Regions from separate parts of the Homo sapiens genome. Here region 1 is linked to region 2. The links are chromatin contacts, found by Hi-C in ENCODE. All regions are on one chromosome and are shown on one strand. Each heading gives the region's core, a stretch centred on a gene start or an enhancer-like site at or near the end of the contact. The rest is flanking DNA. Distances are from core to core; before and after follow the strand shown. Region 1 holds the start of GFRA1 (GDNF family receptor alpha 1). Region 2 holds the start of EMX2 (empty spiracles homeobox 2).

What was found. Hi-C counts contacts between places; a loop is a spot of excess contacts on that map. Pooled maps may share reads with other maps.
Region 1: a pooled map shows a loop between it and region 2 (19-fold over the local background). The contact joins the promoter of GFRA1 here to the promoter of EMX2 in region 2. A Hi-C loop is called at or near these places in 4 of 37 single-sample maps with no recorded cell type and 7 of 50 pooled maps.

Annotation. Positions count from the first base shown.
Region 1 is chr10:116,271,484-116,277,256 of GRCh38, reverse strand. It overlaps GFRA1 (GDNF family receptor alpha 1), which reads left to right and starts at 4,051. Exons shown (of 11, transcript NM_005264.8): 1 at 4,051-4,094; 2 at 4,982-5,267. The coding sequence starts at 5,228. It overlaps LOC107984273 (a long non-coding RNA gene), which reads right to left and starts at 3,248. Exons shown (of 2, transcript XR_001747598.2): 1 at 425-3,248. RefSeq lists a silencer at 3,546-3,840 and an enhancer at 3,049-3,886.
Region 2 is chr10:117,538,557-117,544,605 of GRCh38, reverse strand. EMX2 (empty spiracles homeobox 2) reads right to left here and starts at 1,860. Exons shown (of 3, transcript NM_004098.4): 1 at 933-1,860. The coding sequence starts at 1,338. It also overlaps EMX2OS. RefSeq lists enhancers at 1-22, 23-645.

The sequences.
Region 1 (5,773 bases), core at 2,802-5,301, 1.3 Mb after region 2:
ATCTGAATGCTTTTTAAGCAGTAGAATTTTACAAAATGGAGGGCCAAGGAAGGCAATGAGAGAAACAGACAAAATGCTGCATGGAATAAAACTGTCATTCTCATCCTGACTCATCTGTTAACTTATGAAAATACACTTACATCAAGAAATGCCAGAAAATTGCTCACTTCACGTGCTTATGGGTAGATTGAACCTAATTTTGTGGCATTAAAACCAATTTTCTGCTGAGCAACATGTCACAGAGGATTACATGAACCTTTATAATTATCAATAATATTTGATACTTTGATGTCACCTTTCATCCTGAGATCAGTCCCATACACATAGGAACAGATAAGCTCCAAGGAAACAGAGATGATATTAATACATTAAGTCACAATGCTTTTCTGTCTTCGATATTCCAAGGGCAGTGTGTTTCTCTCACCTTTAGAAGTTAGTGGATGTAGGCCGGGCGTGGTGGTTCACGCCTGTAATCCCAGCACTTTGGGAGGCTGAGGTGGGTGGATCACAAGGTTAGGAGTTTGAGACCAGCCTGGCCAACATACTGAAATCCCATCTCTACTAAAAATACAAAAAAATTAGTTGGTTGTGGTGGTGGGTGCCTGTAATCCCAGCTACTTAGGAGGTTGAGACAGGAGAATTGCTTGAACCCAGGAGGCAGAGGTTGCAGTGAGCTGAGATCATGCCACTGCACTCCAGCCCAGGCGACAGCTCGAGACTCTGTCTCAAAAAAAAGAAGAAAAAAAGAAAAAAAAAAGTTAATGGATGTAGTTGTAAAGCAGTGATTTTTTTAATTATTATTTTTATTAGCTCCTACTACGGGAAGTCTTAGGCTACAGTATGGGCCACATCTTTCTGTTCACAGCTTTCCTTGGAAGATCAGCTTTTGACATATAGATTCTCCTACTCCCTGGCTTCTTTGCCTGCTGATCTCATCCTGACATACCAGAAGTGGGCTGTGTCTTCATCGATTCTTTGACTTCTACAAGAGACTAACAAGGCATCATCATCATCATCATCATCATCATCATCATTATCCTTCCAACTACAACCCCCAGTACTGCTGCTGCTTATGAAGTAAGCACTCTATGCACTATTCTACTATTCTAAAAACTTTATATATGTGTATATACCACATTAACTAATTCCACACCAACATTATAGGGTAGTGCTGTCCAGTAGAGCTTGCTGCAATGATGGAAATGATCTATATCTGTGTTGTCCAATATGGTAGCCACCAGCCACATGTAGCTATTGAGCACTTGAAATATGGTTAATGCTACTGAGGAACTGCATTTTTCTTTTATTTAATTTTAATTAATTTCATTGACATAGCCACATGGCTAGTGACTATTGTATTGGACAACACAGTTACAGCCTCTGGGGGTTTATTGTTACCTTTTTAAAAACAAAGCTCTGTATTCATCAGCAGCACAAACTTAATAAGGACAAGTGTGAGTGAATGGTTCAGAAATACATTATTGAAGCTAAAAATACAGATGATCCTTGACTTCCAATGAGGCTTATGCTCTGATAAACTCATCAAAAGTTGAGAACATCATAGGTTGAAAATGCATTTAATACACTTAAACTACCAAGCATCACAGCCTAGCCTAGCCTACCTTAAACATGCTCAAAACACTTACATTAGCCGGCAGTTGGGGAAAATTATCTAACACAAAGCTATTTTATAGTAAAGTGTTGACTATCTCATGAAACTTATTCAATACTAACCTGACAGTGAAAAATAGAATGATTGTATGGTCCATAGTCAAAATACAGTTTCTACTGAATGTATATGGCTTTTGCACCATGGTAAAGTCTAAAAATATAAGTAGAAGCATCATAAGTTGGAGATCATCTGTATTTTAAAAAGAAGTCCCATATTCTACACTGGGAGAGCTTTTAGTTCACCCTTCCCCCACCCTGTTAAAATTTGATTCAAAAGAATTCCGTGGAATATATAGGGTAACATGAAGTCATTTCTAAACAAAGAACATTTACAAAAGATGTGGATGATGTCTTAAACCTCATTGTAATCCAACTATCCCAAGTAATCAGCACCGGTAAGCACTAGTCCCTCTATTGAAAATTGAAATTCCAATTACTGATTTTCCAAAAGAAGACATTCTCCTCCACTTACGAAATGGAACAATGAAAGAGGATTTTCTGTTTGGGGTGACCGGGGAGAAACGGAGTCTTCACACAAAGTCTTAGTTCATATTCAGCCCTCCTTTCCTTGAAACCACATCCCCAGGATTTATCTGGCTTGTTTGTGAAAATATGGGAAAACATTTTAAGTCGAAGAAACTGATCAGATGACTTAATTACATTTCTGCTTAGTTCAGCCTGTAACTTAGACTGTTAGAGAGAGAGAACTTAAGTAGCCCTTGGTTTGAACCATCTGTCGCGAAAATGTGACATATGTTTGCTTTGTTTACTCAACAACCAAGTGTAAACTGATACACTGAACTAGAGTATCCCTGAATGATGTGGCTATGGGTGTGTGTGTGTTGGAGGAGGGGTGTCTGATGAGGGCGTCCGTCTCCTCATACTTACCCTGGAGGAACACGCGTACAGCACAAGAGAAGTGCGGATCCGTAGGATGTCCCCCGGGTTTGGGGCGCGCCCCGAGGCGCAGACCCTCTTTGGCGACTCCACACAATATGCAGCCCGCCTGCAAGCAGCCGCTGCAGCCGAGGGGCGCGCCTGGCTGATGTGTGGTTGAATGGAGAGCGGCCCAACCCTCCTCCTTCCTCCTCTTCTTCTCCCCGCCCTGACACCCGGGCCTCAAACTTCAACCAAAGCCCGTGCCCTTTTCAATTTACCCCCCTCGATCAAAATGAGCCATTCTTGTCTGTCCTCCGCGGCGGCCCATTGTCTGGCGTGATAGGTTTGCAGATTTGACAGCTGGGCGCACGCAGATTTGATTCAAACTCGGTCTCCCCGAGAGATGAACTTGGACATCAGCAAAGATCCCGAGCACTGCCGGCTGGCTCCTAGACCGGTCTCCCGACCCAGTGTAGACTTCGGTGCCCCGGGCGCCCCCCGGCGTGCGGGAAGGGGAGCGTGTGTCAGGCGTGGGGGGCGGGGGGTGAGCAGCACGACTGGGAACCAGCGGTCCCAGGGGTTGGGGCGAAGGGCTGTGTACATGTTAGGCTTTTTTTGTTGTTGTTAATTTACTCTCGAAACAGCCAAAATGGAGGTCAGCTTATAAATTTTCTAAAGCCAGGTCTGGCCGGGTTTAAATGCAGTGGGCTGGGGGCTCCGCTTTTGTCTCCTTGTCGGAGCTCCAGGAGAGAGGTAGAGACTGCGTGTGCATGTGTGCGTGTGAGTGTGAGTGTGCACGCGCTGGCGTGGACGAACGGATGGGCGCATCCCAGGATCGCCGCTCCAGCGTCCTGGGTCTGAGTGTGTCTTGAAAGCACCAAGTCTTGAATCACAGCCACTAGTGACGTGGGGGAAAACTTTGTGTTCCGAAGAAGGGTCTGGCTCGATTGCCCTAAGAAGAAAGAGCCCTTGTGCCCGTGTATGTGTGTGTGTGTGTCTGTGTGTGTGTGTGAGAGAGAGAGAGAGAGAGAGAGACAGAGAGAGAGAGAGAGAGAGAGAGTGTGTGTGTCTGGCAGCACCCGCGGCCGGCTGCAGAACACTGCGTGTCCTGTGCGCGAGTACGGGTCCGGCCGCGGGTCCCACCGCAAGCGGGCGTGTGCAGCTGCGGCTGCCTGGCGGGCGAGCTTAGGAGGGAGCTGGAGCTGCGGAGCGGCGGGAACAGGAGCAGGCCGAGGGTCCTCTGGCCAGAAGAAATCTGGCCTCGGAACACGCCATTCTCCGCGCCGCTTCCAATAACCACTAACATCCCTAACGAGCATCCGAGCCGAGGGCTCTGCTCGGAAATCGTCCTGGCCCAACTCGGCCCTTCGAGCTCTCGAAGATTACCGCATCTATTTTTTTTTCTTTTTTTTCTTTTCCTAGCGCAGATAAAGTGAGCCCGGAAAGGGAAGGAGGGGGCGGGGACACCATTGCCCTGAAAGAATAAATAAGTAAATAAACAAACTGGCTCCTCGCCGCAGCTGGACGCGGTCGGTTGAGTCCAGGTTGGTGGCATTTGGAGTTTTTTTCGTTCTGTTTGGGAACCCATTGCCGCTTCCCGTCCCTCTTCCCCACTCCTTCTTCCCCCCTCCTCCGGCCACCCCTTTCTTTTTGCTGGCGTCTCCCAACTTTAGGGCCCGGGGGGCGCTCGTGGCGCCGGGCTGCACCTGCCGGGGCACGCCGGGACTGCGGGCCGGCGCGCTCGCCCTGGGCTGGGGTGCGGAAGCGCCCGAGTCCTGGGCACCGGGCGAGAGTGTGAGAGGAGCGGACGCCCAGGAGGGAGCCGAGGACGCGCGGCGGGTAGGGGGTAGGGGCGCAGGAACCGGGTTTCAGCCCCAGTCGGGACATCGGTTCCCCCTGGCTTGGCGGCCTCTGGAGGGAGACGAGTCCCGGGGAGAAGGAGGGCGGCGACTGGGGCTAGGGATTGGCGATCGGAGTGGGGAGGGCCGGCGGCTGAGCGAGCTCGCTGGCTGACGCGAGGAGGGGGAGGCCAACTTCCCGGGAGAAGGGGCTCTTTCGGCGCCAGGGCTGGCTAGGGAGCTGCCGCCGCCGCCACCGAGGGCTCGGACTCCAGGCAGCTGCAGGCTCCGCTCGCGACGCTCGGAAAGTACCGTTTATTTATTTATTTGCTTGCGTTCAGCGTCTCGGGTTGAACCCAACAGACACCCCCTTGGACTTTAGGAACCCTCTTCAGACCTCTCCAGCCCTCACCTCCATCCCCGTGTCAGCGGCCCCTGGAAAACACGCACATGCACCCCGACCTGGGTGGGGGTGGGTCCTCACCCCGGTGTTGGAAATTCCCCAAAGGCGGGAACGGGGGAGGGGAGAGGGTTCTGTGGGGGGAGTCTCCGGCGCTCTCCGCTCTCATCTCAAAGCGCGCCCTCCCTTCCAGGTTGGGTCGGACCTGAACCCCTAAAAGCGGAACCGCCTCCCGCCCTCGCCATCCCGGAGCTGAGTCGCCGGCGGCGGTGGCTGCTGCCAGACCCGGAGTTTCCTCTTTCACTGGATGGAGCTGAACTTTGGGCGGCCAGAGCAGCACAGCTGTCCGGGGATCGCTGCACGCTGAGCTCCCTCGGCAAGACCCAGCGGCGGCTCGGGATTTTTTTGGGGGGGCGGGGACCAGCCCCGCGCCGGCACCATGTTCCTGGCGACCCTGTACTTCGCGCTGCCGCTCTTGGGTAAGTCGAGGCCCGCCGCGGGCTTTCTTACCCTCTGAGTCTTTCCTAGGGTCGCTTGCAGCAGCCCACCCCGCCCTCCGCACCAAAATTGGGGCGCGGGTGTGGTGGATGTGGAAGGAAGAAGTGTCTTTTTGGGGAATGGGATCGCGAATCCCCGGGTTAGGGAGGCGGTGGCGGCGCGGCGCTGCCTGAAGCTTTTCGGGCTTGGTTTTGATTTCCTGTGGTTTTTAATGACCCAACTTGGCGGGGGACTAAGAAGCCCTCCAGCCCAGGGCCCTGCACCCCCAGAGAGTCTCTGGGAGCTCGCGGAGCCGCGGCGGGCAGGTGGAGTTGGGGAGCATTGGGGCCGGGAGAGCAAACTTGGAAGAGAAAAGTTTTTCCCGAGTAGCTTCTGGGCACTCTCCGCCCGGCGGACCGCTGACCATGGCTGGCCTGCCCCGCGCCCAGCGCGCGCCCGGTGCCCAGTCCGCCGCCGCACTTCTCCTCGGAAAGCGCCTGAGTTTCAG
Region 2 (6,049 bases), core at 611-3,110:
AATGGACAAGCCGCGGAGTATTGATCGGCTGCCGCCGGAGGTAGGTCTTTTACTGACTCCAATCCGTAAACTAATTACTCCTTTTTCTGAAGTTTTAACTCTCCTCCTCCCACCCCGTACCCAGAGAAAAACAAACAAATAAAAAATATCGCAAGAAATGAAAACACACGAACAGATATTTCCCTCTAAGACAGTTTCCTGACCAGGTTCTTTTTTTTTTTTTTTAAAGAAAGAAAGAAAAACAAAAACCAGACCGAACCTGCCTTCCCGCTGTGGCTGCTCGGCGCCCCAATTAAGCAGGTCGCGGCGAGAGCGCCAAGCCCTGGAGCTTTCCTCCCGCACGGGTTCCCGCCCCTCCCCAGGCCTCCGAAAAGCAGGAAAGAAAAAACAAATCCCATACTTTTCTCCCGGGGCGCGAGGATCCTCTCGCCTCCAGAAGAGGGTGGAAGACTAAGAAGCCGCGGGTCTGGACTGAAGGGGCGCAAAGTGGGTGGTGAACAGGGTCGAACGCAGTCGAAAGCAAGCCTGGCGGCCGAGTCCTGTCCGCGCCCCTCGGAGCCAGGACGGTTGGGGGCATTGCCGAGGGTACCAGGAGCCTGGGGATCCCGCGGGCTCTGGGCTCCGCGGCGCCGGGCACGCACAGCCCAGCCTGCTCTGATTCGAGCGCACTGGGGGACAACTTCTCCGTTCGCACCCCTTCCCAAAGGGTCAAGCGGCCCGCAGGCCATCACTCCAAACCAGTCGTAGCTTCGGAGACTGGGGATCGACACCACGCCCGGCCCCGCGCCGCCTAGTTTCCCAACAGGGCGCGCTGGCCCGCGAGCCGGAGGAACCTCCGCCCAGGCCTTGCCAAGCGCCCACCCGGAGCAGGCCGGGGGCAGTGAAGGATGCGGCGGGAGCGGCGCGCTGCAGTTCCGCGACGTGGCACGTACCTTGGAAGCGATGACCCAGATATCGGTAGCGGTGGATGAGCCAGGGGTAGAAGGTGGACGGATCCCGCTGCTGCGAGGCGAATAGGGGGTGTGGCGAGTGCGAGGAGGGTAGGGGGTGGGCGGCCAGGGCGTGCGGCGGCGGCACCGGGTGCACTGGCACGGCGGGGTTGGGCGGGTGCGAGACCGCCTCGGCGAACACCAAGTCCGGGTTGGAGTAGACGCCCCTACCGGCGGCGGCGGCGGCGGCCGAGTGGAAGCCGTTGAGGAACGGATTTATGGGGCTGGAGTTAGCGTAGCTGAGTGCCGCGGGACGGATGGGGTCCTCGGAGCGCGAGGCGGGCAGGGGACTGTCCTTGGCCACCAGCGACTCGATGGTGAAGCAGCGCTTGGGCGCCGGCTGGAACATGCTGCGCCGAGGAGCGGGCGCCCTGGGCTCCCAGCTCCTGGCGACCGCCGCACGCTGCCTCCGCCGCCCGCTGCCCGCGGCGAGGACGGACGAGAATTGGGGACTCGTTTGTTTGGGGTGGGGGTGGGGGTGGGGGGAAGGAAAGGAAGAAAGAAAGGAAAGGAAAGGAAAAAGGAAAGGAGGGGGGAGGGAGAGGGAGAGGCAAAGCCGAGGATCCCGAGAATCTTGCACCAAACGCGCCCAACCTGAAGAGAGGGGGGAAAATCCTTCCAGAAGAATTTGCAGGCGTGGATTGGGGTAATTTTTTTTCTTTTTTTTTCTTTTTTTTTCTTTTTTTTTTTTTTTTTTTTTTTTGGCGAGATGGCGTGGGGGGATCGGAGTTAGAGGCAGGGAGGAGAAGGGGGGAAAGTTCTCGGGGGAGGCAAAAAAAAAAAAAAGTTTTTTCTCCTCTGCAAAAGGCGGGCAGGGCGCCCTAAGTCCAAGGACAATCCATGGAAGTGTTCGCTTCTTCACAAGTTGTGCAAACGATTTGTTAGTTCATGAGCCTAATTAGTGCGGGGATCACATAAACAGCTTCCTCCGAAGCCTGGTAAATGGCTTGATGATTGGTCGCTATTACTCGCCCTGAGGTGGAAGGGGGGAGACTCTTTAAAGTGCGTCAGAGGGAGGTGAGCGCCTGGGAACCCGGAGGCCTGGATCCGGGCCGAGAGTGGAACGGAGTCGGCGCCGCCGCCTCGGCTGAGCCTTCTGCCGCCCACCGGGCGGCCGGGCTTCTCCGCGCCTTCGCCCCTCGCTCCCAGCTCACTCGCTCCTGCGGCGCCCGCTGCGGCTTCTCCTCCTCCTTCGCCTCCTCCTCTTCCTCCAGTTTCTTCTTCTCCTCCTCCTCCTCTTCTTCCTCCTCCTCCTCTTCTTCCTCCTCCTCTTTCCCCACCTACTCCCCCTCAGCCACCGCCTCCTCCTCCACCAGCACCACTCCCTCCGGGGCACCCCGGTCCCTGCAGAGTCCCTGGCCGGCGCCGCCTCCGCTGCGGCCCCCTGAATCCCGAGCCTGCCTCGCCCAAGCTGGTAGGACAGAAGGACAGACAGATTCCTCTAGCCTAGCGCTCCGCCGCTGCTGCCTTACGCGGCCCCGCGTCGGGAGAACTGGGATCGCCCCAAGAGCACCGCGAGGGTAAGCGGGCAGGGGCTGGTTCCCGGGCTAAAGGCGCCGTTCGGTTATACCAATCCCCACACTTAGCAAAACTCCCAGCGGTTTCCTAGGCCAGGAGGGATCCTGGAGTGAGGGGTACGGGGTCCTCCCACCCCATCAACCACGCTTAGCCTCGAGGTCCCAGGGTCGGTGCGTTCGCGATTCTTGACCCGGCTCGTTCGTTTGCGAGTTGAGACCGGGAGCTGCCGACCCCGCCGGAGCAGTGGGCTTCCAACTCTCTCCCTCTCTCGCCCCACGGTCTCTAGCGTTTTCTGTCTGGGAGGGTGCTCACCTCCTTCCCCAAAACAATTCCTTCTGGAATATCTGGGACCGGCAGTCCAAGGTCAGGGGAGAGCCCGATATGGTGCTACTGTACTATTAAGGTTCCGTCGTAATTATTTTTGTCAGTGTGGTCAATGTTATTATTATTATAGATGATATTATTTTATTATTATTATTTCTATTATTATTATTATGCCATCTGTTGTCCCGGGGTTGGTGGGGGGGTGGTGGTTGCTGTGCAAACCCAGTGCAACTAACGACTACGGATCGCATCTCCGGTCCCGGGCCGTGTCCGCATTTTCGAGCTCGCCTTCGGTTTTGGGATGATTTTAGGACCGAGTTCCCTCGTCCCCATTGGCTCGCGCGGCGGCATAATTATGATCACATCCCCAGGCTGCTGGCGCTGCTCTCTGTTTATTGGTGGTTAAAGATCTATTATCTATTCATCAGCCGCCTCTTTTTTCCTTTTTTTCCTTTTGCCAATTACATTCTTCTAAAGTGAAGTACCAGCAGGTATTTTGCACGTTTACAATTAATGATAAAAAAAAATTCTAGCGTCGTTTAAAACTATTACTCCCAGGCCCCTGTCATTTCTCCTAAGAACGCAGAATTGCCTGTGTTTGGTGACTAGGTTGCCGTGAAACCTGGGAAGCCGATGGCAATGGGAGGAGAAGAGTGAAGTCCACCGTGAGCCAGGCTGCACTGCCACCAGATGCATAGTTGAGGGGACAGGTCTCAGGACGAGCTACCTGCTTCCTCCCTTGGTTTCATCTGGTGTATATTTATGTTTGTGTCAATTACTCCTTTATTCCAGATATAATGTTGTGTTGGGGCAAGTGTCCAAAAACCTCTTTTGGGAAACCAGGCAAGAGAGGAGTTGGGAGCAGTGTTTTCCGGGGTTGTCAGGGCACCAGACAGATTCGTGAGGAACTGGCAGAGATCATCTTTGTTGCCCCCACCCCACACCTTCCCAGGGAACACACATACACATCTTCACAGATGAGACAGGTGTGCGCCTCAGCTTTGCCCTCACAGTGGGAGACACCTGCCTTTCCCTTAGGCTTCGAAGTTCTGGGCTGGGGTCCTAGCCCAGTATTGTCCCTCTGTCAGTTCCAGGTGGCTTTGCTTTCTCCTCCTCCCCTTTTTCCAGGCCCAAAGATTCTGGGCTTTGGATCCAGCCCTTGGGGTAGGGGTGCACTTAAAGATGCACCTCCCTTGGGCCTGGACCACTGTCCCCCAAAATATTGTCTACAGTTTGGAAATCCCTCTCTCAATTAGGCTGTGAGGTTACAGGCCTCTCCTCTAACCCCAGCTAGGCCAGCAGGGAGCCTGAAGACATGGCAGAGGGGGGAGGTCTTTTGGCTGTGCCCAGCCAGTAAGCTTAGGGTGGAGCTAGAGGTCCGCCCTCAGGTTTTTGAGGCTGGAAACAAACACTCAGCTTAGGCAGACTGTGCATCCTGAATCCTGGCAAGCAGGAGAGTGCACCTTTCATGCAAACTTCAGAAGGAGGACTGGAGGGCCAGATTCTGGCAGTGCCCTCAGGCCAGACCCTCCAAACTCAGCCTGAGACTCAGAGGTTGCAAACTGGAGCCACTGAAACTCCACCCTTAGTGATCTTGGATGGGGGCATAAAAGTCATTGACCTTTAGGGCAACAGGTATCCAGTCTGTCTGGGAGATTGGGTGAGACCCAGATGGTTTGTGATGTATAAGGGTGATGGGTGCCTTCCCTCTTTTAAAACTTGCAGCCCTGGGCGCTAAGGTGCAATCATTATTCCCTTAACCAGGACAGTGTTGGGCTGGAGATGGGACCCCTCAGCCTTCTGCCCCAGGCAGGGACATCTGGCTGCAGTAGAGGGGTAGAGTGCTCCACAGTCCCACTTCAGTCAGTCGGCATCCTCTGCAGGCTACCTGCCTTTTATAAACTGCCCTTCTGTGGCCAGGTTTGCCCCAGGGGCTCTAGCTAGCCAACACGTAGGCAGGGGTAAAGGGGCAGCAGGATCTGAGATCTGGTGTCCCCCTTCCTGAAGGAACCAGGATATGCTAGTTCCTCTGCTCCAAGTGCTGCTAGACCCGAGCTGCACTCCAGCCCCTTGAAGGAGAAGCAGGTTTCCAGTGAGTCGGGCAGTTCAGAACCCCAGAAGCTGGGTAATCTATGCTAATTCATGCATGGGTAATCTATGCTAATTCCCGGGGCCAGAAGGGCCCGGGAAGGTTCGCGGGGTCTGGCCCCGATGTGCAGGGAAATTAACTAGGATAGTAACTCATTAACCAGACTGGCCAGTGGAGTCGTGCCAGGGCACTGGGCACTGTGGTCTGGACTGGACCCTAAGCTCCTAGATGGCGCAGCTGCCCTGCCACTCAACTTTACTTGTGGATTTAGGCCTTGCAGAATACAGCCACCTTTGTTCCTTAGCTGCCCAAGGAGTGGGTGTTTGGTTAAGTAGCCCTGCGTGGAGTGGGAGATGTGGGGATTTCTGAGGCTCCAGCTTAGAGCAAGGGGCTTCCTCCCTCTGCCCCATGTGTGCCCCAAGCCACTGCTGCCTCTTGGGCTCTGTAGACTGAGGAATCTACCTTTCCAGGTAGCTGGACTAGCAGACACATTCAAACGTTCTAATTCCGAATCTGTCACTGAATGACCTTGGGCAACACAGAAACCTCCCCACCTCATTTTGTCATATGTAAAAATACAGCCAATGCTGTCTGGGAGGCAGTGGGGAGTAGCAGTGGGCTTGTTTTGGAGAAAGATAGAACTATCCTACTTCCTGATTGTGGTGGTATTTACATGACTCTATGTGTTTTTCAAAACTCACAGAACCATATACTACAAAGGGTGAGTTTTACTATATGTAATTATACTTTAATACACCTGCCCCCATCCCCCAAGATGAGAGACTTGCATTTACAGCTTAACTGTGTGACCTTGGGCAAGTTACCTAACTTCTCTGTGCCTCGGTTTTCTCTTCTCTGAAATGGGAATAAATAATATAGTACCTTTGCTCTGGGTTTGTTCAATGAGATAAACAAAGTAAAGTGCTTAGACAGTGTCTGGCACATAATGAACTACAATAAAAGTTTGCTCCTGTCCTTGATGCTGCTATTACATACCCACCTCCAAGGCTTGTTACTGGGTTTCAGAGTCTGTGAACAATATAGCTGTACAAACATCAGCTAATGCTGACACTCCTGCCACACTCCTCCGTGCTCCCCCAAAAGCTGAGAGCTTTTCTAGGGAGATTTT